Linked DNA regions of Mus musculus: region 2 is linked to region 1. Evidence: chromatin loops called from intact Hi-C (ENCODE). Cell type or tissue: heart. All regions are shown on one strand. Links, peaks and the distances in the headings refer to the core of each region. The heading gives the core; the rest is flanking DNA.

The links. Peaks named below come from ENCODE experiments on the same cell type or tissue, not always from the same donor. Only the 100,000 strongest peaks of a DNase experiment are listed, where the experiment ranks them.
Region 2: a loop joins it to region 1, with 3 times the contacts of the local background. A loop is called at or near these places in 2 of 42 quality-filtered maps.

Annotation. Positions count from the first base shown.
Region 1 is chr2:153,156,671-153,165,115 of GRCm38, forward strand. It overlaps Tm9sf4 (transmembrane 9 superfamily protein member 4), which reads left to right and starts at 4,631. Exons shown (of 18, transcript NM_133847.3): 1 at 4,631-4,901. The coding sequence starts at 4,887. In heart, for the core only: a CTCF peak has its summit at 820 (motif pointing right); DNase peaks (open chromatin) are centred at 4,621 and 4,871; H3K4me3 peaks cover 2,123 bases; H3K27ac peaks cover 1,448 bases.
Region 2 is chr2:153,340,493-153,348,937 of GRCm38, forward strand. Asxl1 (additional sex combs like 1) reads left to right here and starts at 5,338. Exons shown (of 13, transcript NM_001039939.2): 1 at 5,338-5,898. The coding sequence starts at 5,842. It overlaps 2500004C02Rik (RIKEN cDNA 2500004C02 gene), which reads right to left and starts at 5,318. Exons shown (of 2, transcript NR_040318.1): 1 at 5,129-5,318; 2 at 665-2,372. In heart, for the core only: no CTCF peak of the experiment used is centred there; DNase peaks (open chromatin) are centred at 5,119, 5,759 and 5,949; H3K4me3 peaks cover 4,193 bases; H3K27ac peaks cover 3,967 bases.

The DNA of each region.
Region 1 (8,445 bases), core at 255-8,254:
CAGCTAAGGAAGGCTAGGAGAGGGAGACACGGTCTTCACAGGGGAGAGAACACCAGTTGGCTATCCAACACCAAACAGTCAGCCCTGAGAACATACACATGCAAGCAACATTATGTGGACGGAGCAACATTATGAGGCCACAAATTTGATTGAGAGCAAGAAGGATACATGGGAGGGGTTGGAAGAAGGAAAGGGAAGGGAGAAATGTAATTATGTTGTAATCTCAAAAGTTATTATTATTATCATTATTTTTTTTTTAGACAAGGTCTCTCTGGCTAGTCCAGAATCCACTGGGACCAGAACTGTAGATGAGGATGGCCTCAAACTTACTGAGCTCCACCTGCCTCTGTCTCCCAGATGCTGAAATTAGGGCATATGGCACCACATCTGACCACATTTTCAAATATATATATTTAAAAAAAGAAAAGACTAGCTGGGCAGTGGTGGTGCATGCTTTTAATCCCAGCACTTGGGAGGCAGAGGCAGAGGCAGAGGCAGAGGCAGAGGCAGAGGCAGAGGCAGAGGCAGAGGCAGAGGCAGAGGCAGAGGCAGAGGCAGAGGCAGAGGCAGAGGCAGAGGCAGAGGCAGAGGCAGAGGCAGAGGCAGAGGCAGAGGCAGGCGGATTTCTGAGTTCGAGGCCAGCCTGGTCTACAAAGTGAGTTCCAGGACAGCCAGGGCTATACAGAGAAATCCTGCCTCAAAAAAAGAGATTTGTGTGTGTGTGTGTGTGTGTGTGTTTATGTGTGTGCTTGTGTGGCATGTGTACAGTACCCATAGAGGCCAGTAGAGGGTAGCAGGTCCCCTGGAACTGCAGTTACAGGTGGTGTGAGCTGTGAGTGGGAACTGCAGGGAACATGCTAAACCCTAAGGAACCTTTTTATAAGTCAACTGGTATGGGCTCTTTGTCCCTTATTTTTTATATCTCTCCTTCTGCCTATAATCGTTTTCTTTAGCTACCATACTAGACCTGGAGGAAGATGAATGAGCCAGAAGAATGGTAAAGCTGGCTAAAGCCTAAATCTCTGAGTAGACTTTAGAGAACTGCCCACCCTAACAGCCTGATCTGTCTCTCTCCTGCCTTTTACCTCCAAAGCCAGGGCTCCTTTCTCTTAGAGTGGGCTGGGCTTTCTTCTGCCATGATGTGCATTACTGTGCCTGGGGTGTGTGTGTTGCATGTATATTTTAAACTGCAAAAGCCTCAGCTGTTATTGTTCCCAGAATGGTGAACTTACCACACAATCACCCCTTTGGGAGCGGGTAGCCCCCTTTAGTGCGTGCAGCTCCCTAGAAAACAGCAGGTAGCATCTATTGCTGTACACATTCAACACCCGCCTACACACACACTAAGTAAATAAATATATGTAACAAGGGTCATGACTCCTTTGTGGGGTCAAATGACCCTTTCACAGGGGCTGCCTGCAACCATCAGAAAACACAGATATTTACATTAGGATTCATAACAGTAGCAAAATTACAGTTGTAAAGTAGCAACAAAAGTAACTTTATGATTGGGGGTCACCATAACACCAGGAACTGTATTAAAGGGATGTGGCATCAGGAAGGTTGAGAGCCACTGGTCTAAGGGATGGGTCTATAGTTTCCTCACTGAATAAGCTTCAGATACTCACAATGATAACTTGCTTGATGTCATACCCTTTCCAGATAGTGTTCTAATATCAACATAGACTTAGAACTTGTTCACATTCATGAGAAATATATAGGAGAATGCTGGGTGTGGCAGTGCATGCCTGTGATCCCAGAACTAGGGAAGCTGAAATGGAGATTGTGAAATGGAGGAACGACTTTAGCATAGAACGCAATAAAAGATGAAACTGAAATAATGAAGGCCTGTCATGGCTCATCAGGGGCTTGAGCAACTGTATGCAACAGGAGGAAAGTTTTAAAACAATCATATATTTTTGTGCTGGTTATAGTGTAACAGCAATAGATGCTACCTGCTGTGAAGGGTAATCTATGATACTGAGCTGACAAGATGGCTCAGTGAGTAAAGATGCATACAGCCAAGCCTCAAGATTTGAGTTCAAACCCTGGGGCCCACACTGTAGAAGAAGAGGATCAACTCCTACAAAGTCTGTATGTGCAACAAGGCATATGATCATATGTACACACTCAACACCCCCCTACACACACACTAAGTAAATAAATATATGTAACAACATTTAAAAATGACAATCTTTGGGATGGAGAGATGGCTCAGAGGTTGAACACACTGACTGCTCTTCCAAGGTCCTGAGTTCAATTCCCAGCAACCACATGGTGGCTCACAACCATCTGTAACATGATCTCAGCACCCTCTTCTGACATGCAGGCAGAATACTGTACATAATAAATTTTTTTAAAAATGACCATCTTGGAGCTGGGCAGTGGTGGCACACATCTTTAATCCCAGCACTTAGGAGGCAAAGGCAGGTGGATCTCTGAATTTGAGGCTAGCCTGGTCTACAGAGTGAATTCCAAGACAGCCAGGGTTACACAGCAAAACCCTGTCTCAAATATATATATTTCCTTATCAATATAAATATCTTCTTTTATATTATGTGTAGGGGTATTTTGCTGTATATATGGCTACGCATCATTCACATACCTGGTCCCTACAGAGGCCATAAGAGGGCATCAAACCCCCTGGAAATTGGAGTTACAGACTGTTGTGCGCAGCCATGTTGATGCTGGGACTCAAACTCTGATATTCTAGAAGAGGATCTTCCAATGGTCTTAACTGCTGAGTCATGTCTCCAGCCCCATCAGTATTACTCTTTAACCAGACATAGTGGTAAGAAACTTCCAGGACTTAAGTTGCAGTAGAACTGGCCACAAGTCTGCAATTCAGAATTACTACAAGACTATCTAGTAAATCCATCCTGCTTCTCTAGCTCTGTGCCTCTTGGGAATATATCTGCTCTTTGGGATGGTGTGTTGGTCCCAGGCATTTATGGGTTTGTTTTTCAGCACTCATAACAATCCAACCCAATACTAAATCAACTAGGCTCAACCAAGTAGTTCTTTTGTTCCAAATATCAATAAGGATATTCACATGTTCTATATTTAGTTAGTAGCTTGCTAGGTTTGAACTGCACAAACTTATTTCCTTTATATGTGTAACTGTCAGGTGGGGTTTCTAGAACTCTGTGAGGAATGACATAGACCTGTCTATGCAGCAGGACACCCAGCCATATTTATATCCTTGGGAGGAAGGAGAAGCTTCAAGCCTCTTACAGCCTAGACACAGAAGTGGAAGACACTTATAATTCACTCTATTTGGTCAAAGCAAGTAACTTAACCCCAGCATTCAACAAGAGAAAAAAATTCACCTTTTGACAGGAGAACCAGTATGCTCATAACATGCAAGAAGGAGAGGCTTGTTAGTAGACATTTATGCAGAAAAAAATCCACCACGGTAGTAATCAGTACTGACCACAGTGGTGGTCAGAGCTCAGCTGTTCCTTGCCAAGGTGCAGAAGAGATAACTAAAAATCTTAAGACCAGTTTTGGCACAGTACTTAAGCAATGCTGAGTTTTCTGTTTAGCCCGTGGCTCTCTTTATGGCTCAGGATGGTCTTGAACTCACCATGCCTTCCTTCCTCAGCATCCTGAGCGCAAAAATTACCAGTGTGAGCCACTGAACACGGATAATGATAAAGATGATAGTAACGATGATGACTGAGGCAAGGTCTCACATGTCCCAGGATAACCATGAACTCTTCTTGCTGGACCTTCTGAGTTTGGGGATTACAAGTCCCAGTGCTAAAGATTAGGCAGGCTATCTGCTAAATTAACTATATCCTCAGAACTCATTACTACTCTCTTAACAGCTTTTTGGATCCATCTAAGAAGACCGCACTGGCTCTTTGTACACTTTACAGTGGTATATATGAACCAAACAGTCTTTCTCCATTATGATCCTTTGAGTCCTCCCCAGACCCTTTTAAGTCAATACTGGAAAGTTAAGTTTAAGATGGTTAAGTGACTTGCTTCAAGTCATACATTAAGCCAGTTAGAATGGAGAAGTCCACATTGAAAAATGTCTCCTTTCACTAAGTGTTCTGCTTTTCATTCACTCATTTAACAAAGCATATTGTTTGGGACACCTACCATATGTGTGAAGGAATGTACATACGTTATATAATGACAATTATTTATTGAATACTTTATATGATTGTGTCAGTGGATACTTAACATAAGCCAATTATAAAAATAATCTAGAGCTGGGCGTGGTGGCGCACGCCTTTAATCCCAGCACTCGGGAGGCAGAGGCAGGCGGATTTCTGAGTTCGAGGCCAGCCTGTCTCGGAAAACCAAAAAAAAAAAAAAAAAAAAAAAATCTAGAAATCTCTGCCCCATTTCACTGACGACAAAAACGCAGTGTAAGGGAAAGACAGAGTCCTACCTTCATAGTTATTACGGCCGATTAGTAAGACTATATTATAGTCAAATAAATATTTAAACATATAATTACAAATTACTCTAAATCAGAAGCTGTCAGAGAGGGTTTACCATGCTTTCCGTTTCACAATTAAGGTCCCGGGTAACCCTGGCAACGACTCTTTCTGCCAATACTAAAGAAAGCATCCAGGGAGCGCGCCTATTTCCACACACCCCCATTACCCACAATGCAAAAGGAGTAGGCGGAGGAGCGGGTCTGCCAGAAGTCAATATGGCTCCAATAGTTACACCGTACGTTCTCTTCACCTAGTCAGAGACCTCACTGCCAAGGCCAATCTGCCAAGGAGAAATTAAGCTTCTTTTACCTCCTCACTACTGCGACTACAGAAGAATCTGAAGCCAGGAGTCCCCTTAGTGGAGCTACACTCCGTAACCACAGAAGCACCACTTCCGCTGACGTCATCACGCCGACACGTGGATCCAAGATGGCGGCGGCGATGGTGAGTGAAGGAGACTCCGGGAACCGGAGCTGGAGCAGGGCCCCCCTGGATAGCCCAGGACCTTCCAGCGCCCCATGCCTGGTTCCCAGCCTCCTCCAGAACCCCTGCTCGGGTTACCCTTGACTGGGTCGGCCTCTACAAAGTCCCTTTCTCTAGCCTTGGCATGGCATCTAGGCTTGTCAGGGCCTGGAGTTTTAGGGGAGGTGCCGCTTGGAAGGAAGACTTCGGCTCATGCCTTCACGGTTCTCATTTCAGCTTTCGTTCCCGCCCCTTGTCACCCCTATTTCCCATTTCTTCCCCTCCAGGCTTTGTCTCCTCCCGAGAGGCCCCCGTTATTTCTGCCTTCGCTCCTCCTCCTCACGTTCATACCCAGCTCTCCACATACCCATCAGCCTAACCAGTCTGCGGGTGCCACCTTGCTCGCACCAGCCCGAGCCTTGTCCTTACCTGCACCCTCAGCGGTTCCCATAGCGCATCCCGCTTGATTGCTGCTGTACCAGGGCATCCCATGCCCATCATCCCATCCCCAGGCCCTGCCCTTCTCCTGCCTTTTCTGTCAAAATCTGTCTCTCCTAAAGTGCTTTTATCCGATTGGTTCTTAAACCCCACTGTGCACGGGGATCTTGGGTTGTTGGTGGGGAGGCATGTTTAAATAGTTTCCTGAGCATCACTCCCAAAGATTGCAATACCTTAGGCCATGCTCAGGAATCTATAGTCTCACAAACAGTCCTGTGTTTATAATGGAGGTGGTCCCTGGGTTACCGTTTAAAAACACCTCTGGCCCTGCCTGTCTGTATCCCCCTCCCACTCCACACAGCTCCTTACAGATAAAGGGTCACTATCATGAAGCTGACTAGAATTAAGTCTCTTTGTGGATGAGAGTGGAGGTAATATACCTGTGCCTGAAGGATGAGTCACTAGCTGACTTCTGTTTATCAACCACAGAATTAAGTTTTTGAAGGTCAGATTTTCTAAGAGAAGTTCACCTCAAATTCTGTTTGCCAAGAAATGAGAACAAAAGTCGAAAGTGAATTTTCCTGGGTGGTCTTGTACATTGCTGCCTCAGAAGATAAAATTAATTCCATCGTGGTAGTGAATGACAAGAAAGACTCAGAGAAAAAGCTTGTGACATTTGACTCTACTGAAGGAAAATTCTTGCTTAAGTTATTTGATGTTGGTTTTCTCTAAACAGGGCCAGGTTAATTCATGAAAGGAGTCTGTCCTGTTAGCAGACGGCTGACTTTTTTTTTTTTTTTTTTAAATTAGGTTCCTTGTTTATAACCCCAGAAATCAGGTAAAAATGTTCAAGGTTTTGCGGATTGTAACCCCTTTTGTGGAGCACTTGCTTGAGCGTACCCAGGAGCCTAAGTTCGATATTTGGCTCTGTTTAGGGGAAAAGCAGATTCAAAGCTTTCCCTGGTTTCTGTGGCCACAGACTTCAGTATGAATCATGAAGAGGGGTAAATCCCTAAAGTGGGATGTTGAAATCCTTTTTCTCCTTTATCACATTCAGAATAAGGCGAATGTGAAGCCAGGAAGTCACACCCTTTCTTGTTCATAGAGAGTTTAGTAAGGTGGCATTTATAGCACTGCACAGGGAAATTCCTGCCCTGTACAGAGCTTTTAAGAGTTTATAAGTTAGCAATATGTATTTCTGGTGTACGTTTCTTCATTCAGCAAATATTTGAATGTCCAGTGACTGCCAGGAACTAGGTATATGACTGTCAGAGGGTCATGGTCCCACCCTCGTGGGCCCACTCTCATTCCAGGAAACCTGCCTGGTGCTGCTAAATGCTGTGAGGGTAGCAAGGTGACGGGATGGTGATTGGCAGTAACTGGGCATCATAGCTGGGACGGACTGACAGACAAAACACAAACAAACAAACCAGCTTTGCAAAGAATGTCCCAGGCAAAGAAAATGGCAAGTGTGATGGCTGAATGACATGTTTAAGGAATCTATAGAAGACTTTTAACACCGGAACCATGGGGAAGGGTAGCGTAGCAAACAGCAATCAGGGACGAAACCAGAGACAAATAAGAACCGCACTTGCTAGAAGTAAGTGTGCTTGTGATTGGTGCATGGTGTAGCTCACGGTTAGCAATCTGTGTACTGGATTTTGAAATAGATTTTTCTATTAGGTTGGCTTCACTTCCTCCTACCCTACTGGGACAACATATCAGGGGAGCCAGCTTGTTCTTAATGTGCAGATAGACCATAGAAACCAATTTTTTTTGTTTTGTTTTGTTTTTTTGTTTTTCGAGACAGGGTTTCTCTTTATAGCCCTGGCTGTCCTGGAACTCACTTTGTAGACCAGGCTGGCCTCGAACTCAGAAATCCACCTGCCTCTGCCTCTTGAGTGCTGGGATTAAAGGCGTGCACCACCACGCCCGGCAGAAACCAGTTTTTTAAAAAGATTTTTTGTTTATGTGTATGGGTACACTGTAGTTGTCTTCAGACACACCAGAAGAGGGCGTCAGATCACGTTGCAGATGATTGTGAGCCACCATGTGGTTGCTGGGAATTGAACTCAGGACTTTTGGAAGAGCAGTCAGTGCTCTTAACCACTGAGCCATCTCTCCAGCCCCATGGAAACCAATTTAACTCAATTCAATAAATAGAGAATGTGGCACCTGGGAGGCTGAGGGATCTCTGTGAGTTCAAGGCTAGCCTGGTCTAGATAGTTCAGAGAGCTAGGACTATGTAGAGAAATTTAGGTAGGTAGGTAGGTAGGTAGATAGATAGATAGCATGAATGGAGAATGTGCTATATACTGAGCCCAGTTTAAAAGGCACTCAAGAAACTGCGTGTTCAGTGAAAAGGCACAGAAGCAAGTTTGTACAGAGGTGTATGTGGAGTCACAAGTAGGTATGAATTTAGTTTGTGCCAAGCACATTACTACACAGAAGTGAGTACTGTTCCCACCCCCTCATACATGTAAGCTATTTCATAACCATTTTGGGTGGGGCATATAGATCTAATTTGGAGTGGATCCACTTCTGAGGCAAGTCATACAGAAAGGAACTGAGCTAGTGGACTTGGTGGCCGTGTGAAAAGGCTGGTGATGTGGGGAGGCTGTTTTCCTTTGAAAGTTAGAGTTGTGGGTATGCAGTGCAAGGGCTTTTCCCTCCCTCGCTTACATTCATGAATGGCTCTAAGAGTTGTGCAAATGCTACCCAGGTCTACTAAGCACACAGTTAGTGTTTCCTGAATCTTCAGAGTACAACTTCTCTGGCCATAGGAAAAGGAAGCCAGGAGTTTGCCTTCTGCCCTGGATTCTGCACTGTATAAAGTTACAGCATAGAATTCATCTGGCTGGGCAGAGTTGAGAAGCAGACTCATCATATCTTATTACAGAAAACTACTCTTGGCAGTATTTTAATGGAACTTGGGAAATGCCCATTGAGTACATTCATGGGCATATAATACTCCACTTCCCTTATATCATCTCCTCACACTATCAGCTTCTATTATGGTTTTATCTCTATGAATATGATTCATATACCACAAAATTGCACCTTCTTAATAAAATATCTTTTTACATTT
Region 2 (8,445 bases), core at 401-8,400, 180 kb after region 1:
CAACCCACTATCTCCCAAATGACCTGGGTTCACCATTTCTGATCCTGTGGGTTTGGGATCCAGCTCATTTGGATGATTCTGCTCTGGGCTTCACATGAGTTTGCAGTTACCATTGTTGGCCAAGGCTGAAGTCATTTGAAACTTGTCCTGGGTAATTGTCTGTAGCTCTCAGGCTGTAGGAGTGTTCTTGTGACACGGTGGCAGGCTTCCCTGAGAGTGCAATCCCACAGGACAAGGCAGAGCTGTGACGCCTTTTGTCTAATCTTAAGAGCTCAGTGATCATACCTGGAATTCCAGTACTTGGAGGCTGATGCAGGGGGATTGCTGAGGCTAGCCTGGGGTACTGAGTGGGATTCTAGCTTCAAAAAGCAAAATAATAGCCACACATAGTGGTACACACTCTTGGGAGGCAGAGGCAGGTGGATCTGAGTTTGAGGCCAGTGTACTCTTCAGAGTGAGTTCCAGGACAGCCAGGGCTACACAGAAAGACCCTGTCTCAAAACAACAGCAGTAGCAGCAGCAGCAGCAACAACAGCAACAGCAAAACAATAACATAAGCAGCCCCAGACAATATCACTTTATAGTGTCAGAAGATCTATGGTGACTCTGAATGTCTATTCCAGGTATTAAGAGAGGTTAAAAATTAGAAATGAGTCTTTAATGAGGAAATTTCTACCAGAAAACTTTATTCTGTCAGGAAATGTCATGTCCCAAAATTTTGATAAAAACCAGCTTAAGTCTCCCTTTGAGGCCACTCTACAGGTCCACCAAAGTGGGAAGATGAATCTATTATTAAAGATGTTCTTCCACTATTGGCTGATATTAATGAAACTTTACTTTTACATCATAATGGAGCACACATTCTAGATTTGGAAGATGTGACAGAAAAAATATATTTACTATATCACTATTATAACTGCCACTTTAAATGTTTTATTGTTTTTGAAGTAAAAACTTTTAAAGTTAAAATAATGCAATTTTTTAGCAAGTATTTTTTTTAAAGATTTATTTATTTTTATTATATGTAAGTACACTGTAGTTGTCTTCAGACACTCCAGAAGAGGGAGTTAGATCTCATTATGGATGGTTGTGAGCCACCATGTGGTTGCTGGGATTTGAACTTCAGACCTTCAGAAGAGCAGTTGGGTGCTCTTACCCACTGAGCCATCTCACCAGCCCAATGCAATTTTTTTGTACAGAAAAATTACCAGTAAACTAACTAGTCTTATAAAACCTAGAGAACTATTGTTAAACATTTTGGCAATTTAAATACCTTCTCCAGAGCATGGGAGACTAAAGAGTAGAATTTAAAAAACTGTGACTGGCCCAGGATTTATGAGTTAAGTCATGCATTGTGAGGGTAGATTTGGCAACACAACGAGACTGGGAATGTCCTGAAGTCTCTACTTTGCACTTGTGGAGACCTTCCTGGGTAAAATCTTATCTTAGTTTTTTCCCTACATGAGCGCTTTCCAAAACTGTTATGAGACCATTCAATAGGGGATAATTCCTCAGAGACTGTCTACAACAAAAGAATTACTGAGAATGGTTCATACACCAACAGTTTGACTGCCTACTATATGCCCAAGACTATGGCTGGCATTTGGGGTATACAGAAAAAAAATCCAAACAGATGCCAAATGTATAGTTACCAACCAAAAGCCATGCAAAGAAATGCAATGTGCAAAGGGGCTGGAGAGTTCCACATTAGCTGATCATCTGCAATGCTGAAGCTGAGAAATAGTGATCTCATCTATTCTTCTGAGATGGGGTCTTCCTGTGTTATCGAGGCTGTTTGTAAACTTCAGGGTTCAAGTGCTTCTCGAACTGTGTCATCCAAGTATGCAAGCATGTGCCACTTGTTCAGATCGCCCGTTGACTTTTGTCATATTCTCTGCTGTCCAATGACAGTGCTTGGTTGATGAAGTTGCATAACTTATTCAAGGCCACACAACTGGAGAACAGCTACGGTTTCAAACTCAGACCCACTGGAGTCCAGAACCAATTTTTTTTTTTTTTCAATTCTTAAAAAAAAAAGTATGTGTATCGGTGTTCTGCCCCACATGTATGAAATAGGCAGTTGTGAGGTACCATGTGGGTTCTGGGAATTGAACTCATGTTCTCTGTAAGAGCACTTGCCCTGAGCATCTCTCTCTCCAGCCCTAGAACTAGTGTTACCAGATCACAGTGAGGATCAGGGATTCTATGTCCTTTTGTGTCTCTCTGCTGTTTCTTGCTTGTATTATTCTTAATTTGTGTGCTTTGTTCATAAATTTGAAAACAATGACTCATCCCCAGACTGGGCGGGGTTGAACAGCAGTTCCGTTTATCTTACTCAGCCCATGGCACCCCTGTTAACTTTCAAAGGTCACCTGTAATAAAAGCACAGTGATAAAAACAACGTTAAATCACACTAAAAGCATGTATATGCTTGCTGCTTCTGACAAACTTGTGATTCTTGTTAATTAGGAAAAAAAAAAAAACACCACCAAAACCTCTTAAGGCTTAATAACCAAATCTAATTTTCAAATATTTCCCTCTCCTTTCTTTGGTAGAGTCTCTTAGATTGGCTTCAAAATATGGAGCCCAGGCTGCCTTTGAGCTTAAAATCTTCCTGCTTTCATCTCCCAAGTGATGAAATTAGACATGAGCTGTCTCACCCATTTCCAACACGTACCTTATACAGACCTCTGGAAGTACTACTTTCTCTTCATGCTTAATGAGGCTATTGTCACTAATTTGATTCTCCAAGGGTAGAGATCTTGAAATATTCATGTGATCTTCCCACAGCCTGTACCACTTGTGAAAACTAGGCAACTGCTTGCTGATACAAACTGAAAAGGTCTGACACAATGTTTGCATTGGGCTTTATTGGCTGTAACAAGTTAAAGCAATAGGAGCTTAAAGCACACTGAGAAAAGCCTGTTGCTTCCTGGGCCAGGAGTCCACATACTGAGTGGGTTTCAGTGGTTCCCTGCTCTAATCTGAGGCTGAAGTCAAGGTATGTATTTTCTTTTCTGGAAACTCTTGTTTCTGAGTTCATCTGCACTGTCAGAGTTCAGCTCCACTGGGTTGAATGACTAAGGTCCCTAATTCCTCACTGCTGTTGGCAGGTTTAGTCCTGATGCTGCTTACATTCCTTTGCTTTCTGCTACTTCAAAGCCAGTAACAGCAAACTGAATTGCTTCACATTTCCAAAACACCTATACTTTCTGGGACCCACGTGGCCCACTCAGAAGTCTAGGATGATCTTCCTAAGGTCTAAAATTGATCTGCAAAGCTCCTTTTTCCAATGAGTGTAATGGAGTTCTGGGTCCCCACCCATGGGTCAAGCCAACCTGCAATACTTAATAAGAACTTGTCCCAAAACATAAAGGGCTTGAAAGGTAGGACAGTGGTAAAGCATCTACCATGCATCTTGAGCCCAAGTCCCAACACAACAAAACACAAAGCCTGCATTTTACAGTCTTCCCTATTCAACCCTTCCAAGTGTGTGGCTTTGTTGGAGCTATGGATCAATTCAAAACATCTGAACCACTATCCTCTCAGAGGTGATTGTCTCAGCTGCAGATTGAAAAACTATAAGCAAAACTACCAAAGGCCAGGGTTAGTGGGGCATGCATTTTAATCTCACATGTATTAATGGGAGGCAGAGGTAAGACAATAGAAGCCCATTGACGCCAGCCTGTCCATATTGTGAGTTTTTGTTTCAAAATAAAAAAATAGTGAAATGGTGTTAGGATATGCTCAGGGATTGTGGGAGGTCCTCAGTTCAACTCTCTCCCCACCAACAGAGTCCTAATATACACCTAATTTAATCCCAGCACTTGGAAGGCAGTGGCAGGTGGATCTGAGTCCAGAGCTAACCTGGTCTACACAGTGAGTTCCAGGCCAGTCAGGTGTCTGTCTCAAAAACAAAACCTAAAATGTCAAAAACAATAACAATAAAATAATTTTAGATGTAGTTCTCCCCTCGCTTTTGGGATGAAATGAGAAGAGTGTTTCTGTTTATTGAATTTGAGTCTTGGGTGAGCACTAATAAGGACCGCTGAGTCCTTTAGGTACAAGGGTTGGACTGCTGGGTGATTTCTTCGTCTCAGCACTGGCTGCCTGTGTACTAACACCACAAGAGTACAGGGTGTTTTTTTACCCACATAAACCTTTCAAAAACTGTAAAACCTGGCCATCAATCCAGTTCAAGACTGTAGAGATGTTTCTGTACTTTGGGCCAACAAACACAGAAAAATAATGTTCTGGGTGCTTCAAACCTTATCATCCTGTCACTGCAATCAAGGAACAGAGGCTCCATTGCCCACTGTGTAGTAATAACAGCTCTCATTTATTCTACAGCAGAAGCCAAATTACATGAGCCTAATATCAGGATCTTCCACATTCTCTCCCATCTTCTAGATACTTCATGCTAATTTGTACCCCATCAAGGTTGTGGGATACTATGCTAACATTGATCAAACAGGCTCAGCGGGGTTAGGAGTAGTCAAGGAGTCACAACTAGGATTCTAAATCTAGGTTGGCTGACATTAGGACTTGACCTCTCTCCGGGCAACTGCGTCTAAATATACACTCAGGTGCATTTAGATTTCTGTGGATGGACCTTCAGTGTTTACCTACTATCGGATCATCAAATTCACCTGGCGGCAACGCTGCTGGAAACTGCAGGTGCATTCTCTGCAAACACACAGAGGTATTACAAGAGGAAATGGGTTAATCACCTAAGTCGGTCAATCGTGCAATAACCGTTTTACTGATATGAGTGTCTCTTTGCTTATTACTATGCGCCAGTTGACTCATTTAAGGGTGGGCCAAAAAGAAAAGTCCTGCTTTTTGTCACCCACCAGAAGTCCAGAAGAGAACTGTGTATGCGGTGGGGGATGGTGCAGTGGAAGCAGGGTAGCAGACTACCAACTCCAGATCCGAAACCGCACTGGACCCGCCACCAGAATCAAAAAAAAGCTTTGAACGGGTTAACCGCGCGCGCGGCCAGGGGGGAGTCCAGCCACCGCCCCTTCCCAGCACCACCTCCCAGAAACCCTCAGGCCTCCGCTAGTTCCCGAACCTCGCGAGACCCCGCCCCATCTTTTTCTGACCGACTTCCCGCCCCCTTCTTTACCGTGCTTGGAGCGCAGCGGGGTACGGAAGAAAGTGGGCGGAAAACAGGAGCCCGGGGCACTCCGGGAAATGTGGTCCAAGCACTTGAGGCAGCCATTTTCTTCCGGAGAGGGGTAGGCCAGGAAGCCAGTGAGGACTACAAATCCCAGCCACCCTTTCGGTTTGTTTTTGTTCAAAAAAAAAAAAAAAAAACCCACACTCCCCCTCCTCACTCTTCTCTCTCACACACACGCGGGCACACACATACACACACATACCCACGGCAGACACGCACGCATCCGAGCGTCGAAAGGAAAGCCGCGTCTCGCCATCCGGGCCCGCCCGCCACTAGTTCGCTCTTGGGTTTCCCAGCAGCGCGGGAACGCGGAGGCCGGAGCCGTGACCTCTGACCCCGTGGTTATGCGGAGCCGCCGCATTCCTTAGCCATCGCGGGGCTGCCGCTGCCGCTGCCACCGTGGGCGACTGACGCAGCGCGGGCGCGTGGAGCCGCCGCCGCCCCTCCCCCCAGCGCCACCCTCGCGCCGGGGTCTCGCTCTAGCCAGTCCCGGTGCGCCCGCCCTCTCCGGCCGCACCCGAGCCCTCGCACGCGCCGCCGCCGCCACGCGCCCCCCGCCGCTGCCGCCGCCTCCGCCCCAGCCCCGCGCCGCCACCGCCCCAGTCCGCCCCGCCCGAAGGACCCGCGTGGAGCCGCCACCGCCGCCGCGGAGGAGGAGGATGAAGGACAAACAGAAGAGGAAGAAGGAGCGCACGTGGGCCGAGGCCGCGCGCCTGGTGAGCCGAGCTGCCCGGGGGGCCGCGGCGGGGGGCGTAGGGGGTGGGCTCCGCGCGGCTCCCCGGGCGGGGGAGGGGCGAGGCCCTGCCCACCGCAGCAGGGGGCGGGGCCGCCCGGGTGTGGAGCTCCCGAGGTCCCGGGCCCGAGGAGGCTGGGACGCCTTTTCTCTGCATCCCCCCACCCCTTGAATTCCTGCGGAGGGGCGAGCTGGCAAGCGGCTCCTCCCCCCTCCGAGCGCCCGGGCGCCAGTCTCCCCTCCCCCCACGTTGGCAGCAGCAGCGGGGGGTCCCGGGGAAAGCGCCCGTTTATTCTTCTGCGGGGAGTTAGGTTTCCGGGAAAGGTCGGAAGTGCTTCCCCGGACTTCTTCGTGGGCAGAGGTGTGTGGGTCACTAAGACACCGTAGGGGTGGGAAAAGTGCCCCTGGTTTCAAGGACGCGAGAAGCATTTAGAGCGTTGGCAATTTAAACCAGGTGTGTGTCGGAAAGCAGTCGCTAAGGACCGATGTGAACCCTGAGTAGTGGTTCTCAAACTACTAGAGTGCCCGGTGGGAGCATACCTGGGGACTTTGTTTCAAACATTGGCACTAGGGCTCATTTTAAACACACTGAACTCGAGATTCCTCTGAGAAACAGTACTTTAGGCAGCTGCTTAAGCGATTGTTATGCCGGTGACCCTCGAATATTTAAATCACACTGAGCCCTGTGACTACAATGGGGGGTAGGCAGTTTGCAGAGGAGCAGAATACACTTTGCCAAGAATGTGTATCTGTTTGAGGCTTCCCTTCTGAGGGTTTAGTTAAAAAAAAAAAAAAGTAAATAGGTTTTTGAGCTCGCTACCTGCCCAGAGGATTTGTGGCTTTTCTGTTTCCCAAGCTTCAGTAGACTTGTGCGATAGCTTTCTTTTGGACTCAAAATACAAAGCCAAAAGACCGGAGGCATGTTCTTATGAAATGTTGCTGGTGACAATTCTAATGGTTTATACTTTTCTCGGAGATGTCACTTCCTCAGACTGCCACAGTGCAGGGTTATGGGTGCATCCTGCTTTTGTGTTGACGCCCTGTATTTTATATGTAATTGTTATAATTTAGTTTTAATGGTGGAGTGAAGCTCAGCTTTCTTCTAGCCGTTCCTTTTACTGGAAAGTGAGTTCTGTCTGCCTCAAAAGTGTTGGAGGTTGATAAAGATCTAGAGTGAACCCTTTTTTTTTTTAGAGTCTGTGAAAGCCGGTTATTCATTTACCCATGGCTGTTTGAGCTACCAGAGAATTTCCACTGGTATTCCTGATCATCGCTCTTCTCCTGTTACCCTGGGAACAGAAACAGGGATTGTTTGTGTGAAAGATGTAGTTTATTTTTTGCTTGGCATATGAAAATTGAAACTCCGAGGTGGTGTATTTTTCCTTCTGTGATTCAATCAAAACTAGAACTTTGCCTAGTATTTATGATTTTTGGAACTTAATGATTTCTTCATGCTTCTCTTAATAAATTTAAGTCTGAAGGAGCTTAGGAGAAAGCTAAAATGTAGGTTTTTTTATTTTATCATGGAAGTTGTTGGATCTTGACCATTGAAGTTCTAAGTTTCTGTGTGCAGGTGTTTATGACTCTGGGCACCCAAGGAATATTTGCTTGCCAGAACCCTACTTGTTAGAGGTAGGTGAAAGTACCTTCAGATCCTGTGTTATTTATGTCCTGACAGCTCTGAAATCTTCTCCTCTCAAAGCTCTTTGGGCTCTTATTAATTGAAAGGCTCTGGCAGTTTGGAATCCACTGTTATTTTAAGCCTCTTTAAGTTCTTAAATTTACTGTGGTTTGAATTCCAAGGTTAAGGTTGCTATTTCTATTTTATCATTGGCTCACCTTCAAGCTCAATTATCTGAAGTTATTTCTCTTTTTCTACTGTGGCTCTTCAGTTAAAAATAGTAATCTGAACAGGAATTTCTTTGTGGTGTAGTTGTACATTTGAAAGAGGACTTGTGGGAACATGGTATGCAATTTTGCATATCTTTTATGTGCTTTGTATTTTAGAATTTTCTGTGCTTTTTGTGGGGGTGGATGGGGGAGTGCAAAGTCGTCTTCCCATTAAAAAGAAAAAGTCCCGCTACACTGAGTGCTGGGAGTTTTTGCTTTTACTTCATAAAGGAACACCTGGCAAGCAGTGAGCTACAATGGCAATGCAGTCAGTTTTGCCACAAGGTTACTATTGGTAACTGCTTTTGGACAGTTGAAATTAGATCACATGTTATGGCGACTCATGTGCTTGTCAGGTGGGGGTTTCTAATCGCTCTTGGCCTTGCTCAAATTGGGGAGTAGATAATAACCTTATATATGCCATTTTGACGTAGGAAAGCTTACAGGATTCTGGAGAATTCTAGCAGAGTAGCCGACTCCTGCAGATGGGTTTTTGCAGTTGTTAGATTTAAGAAGTGGACATTCTTCTCTCAGATGCCTTACAGAGTGCATGGCATTTCTAGCTATCGGAAGTAGAGATGTGGAATAAATATGCCATCTTGTTAGGAACAATTTGGGAGAAACAGCCAAGGAGATTTTC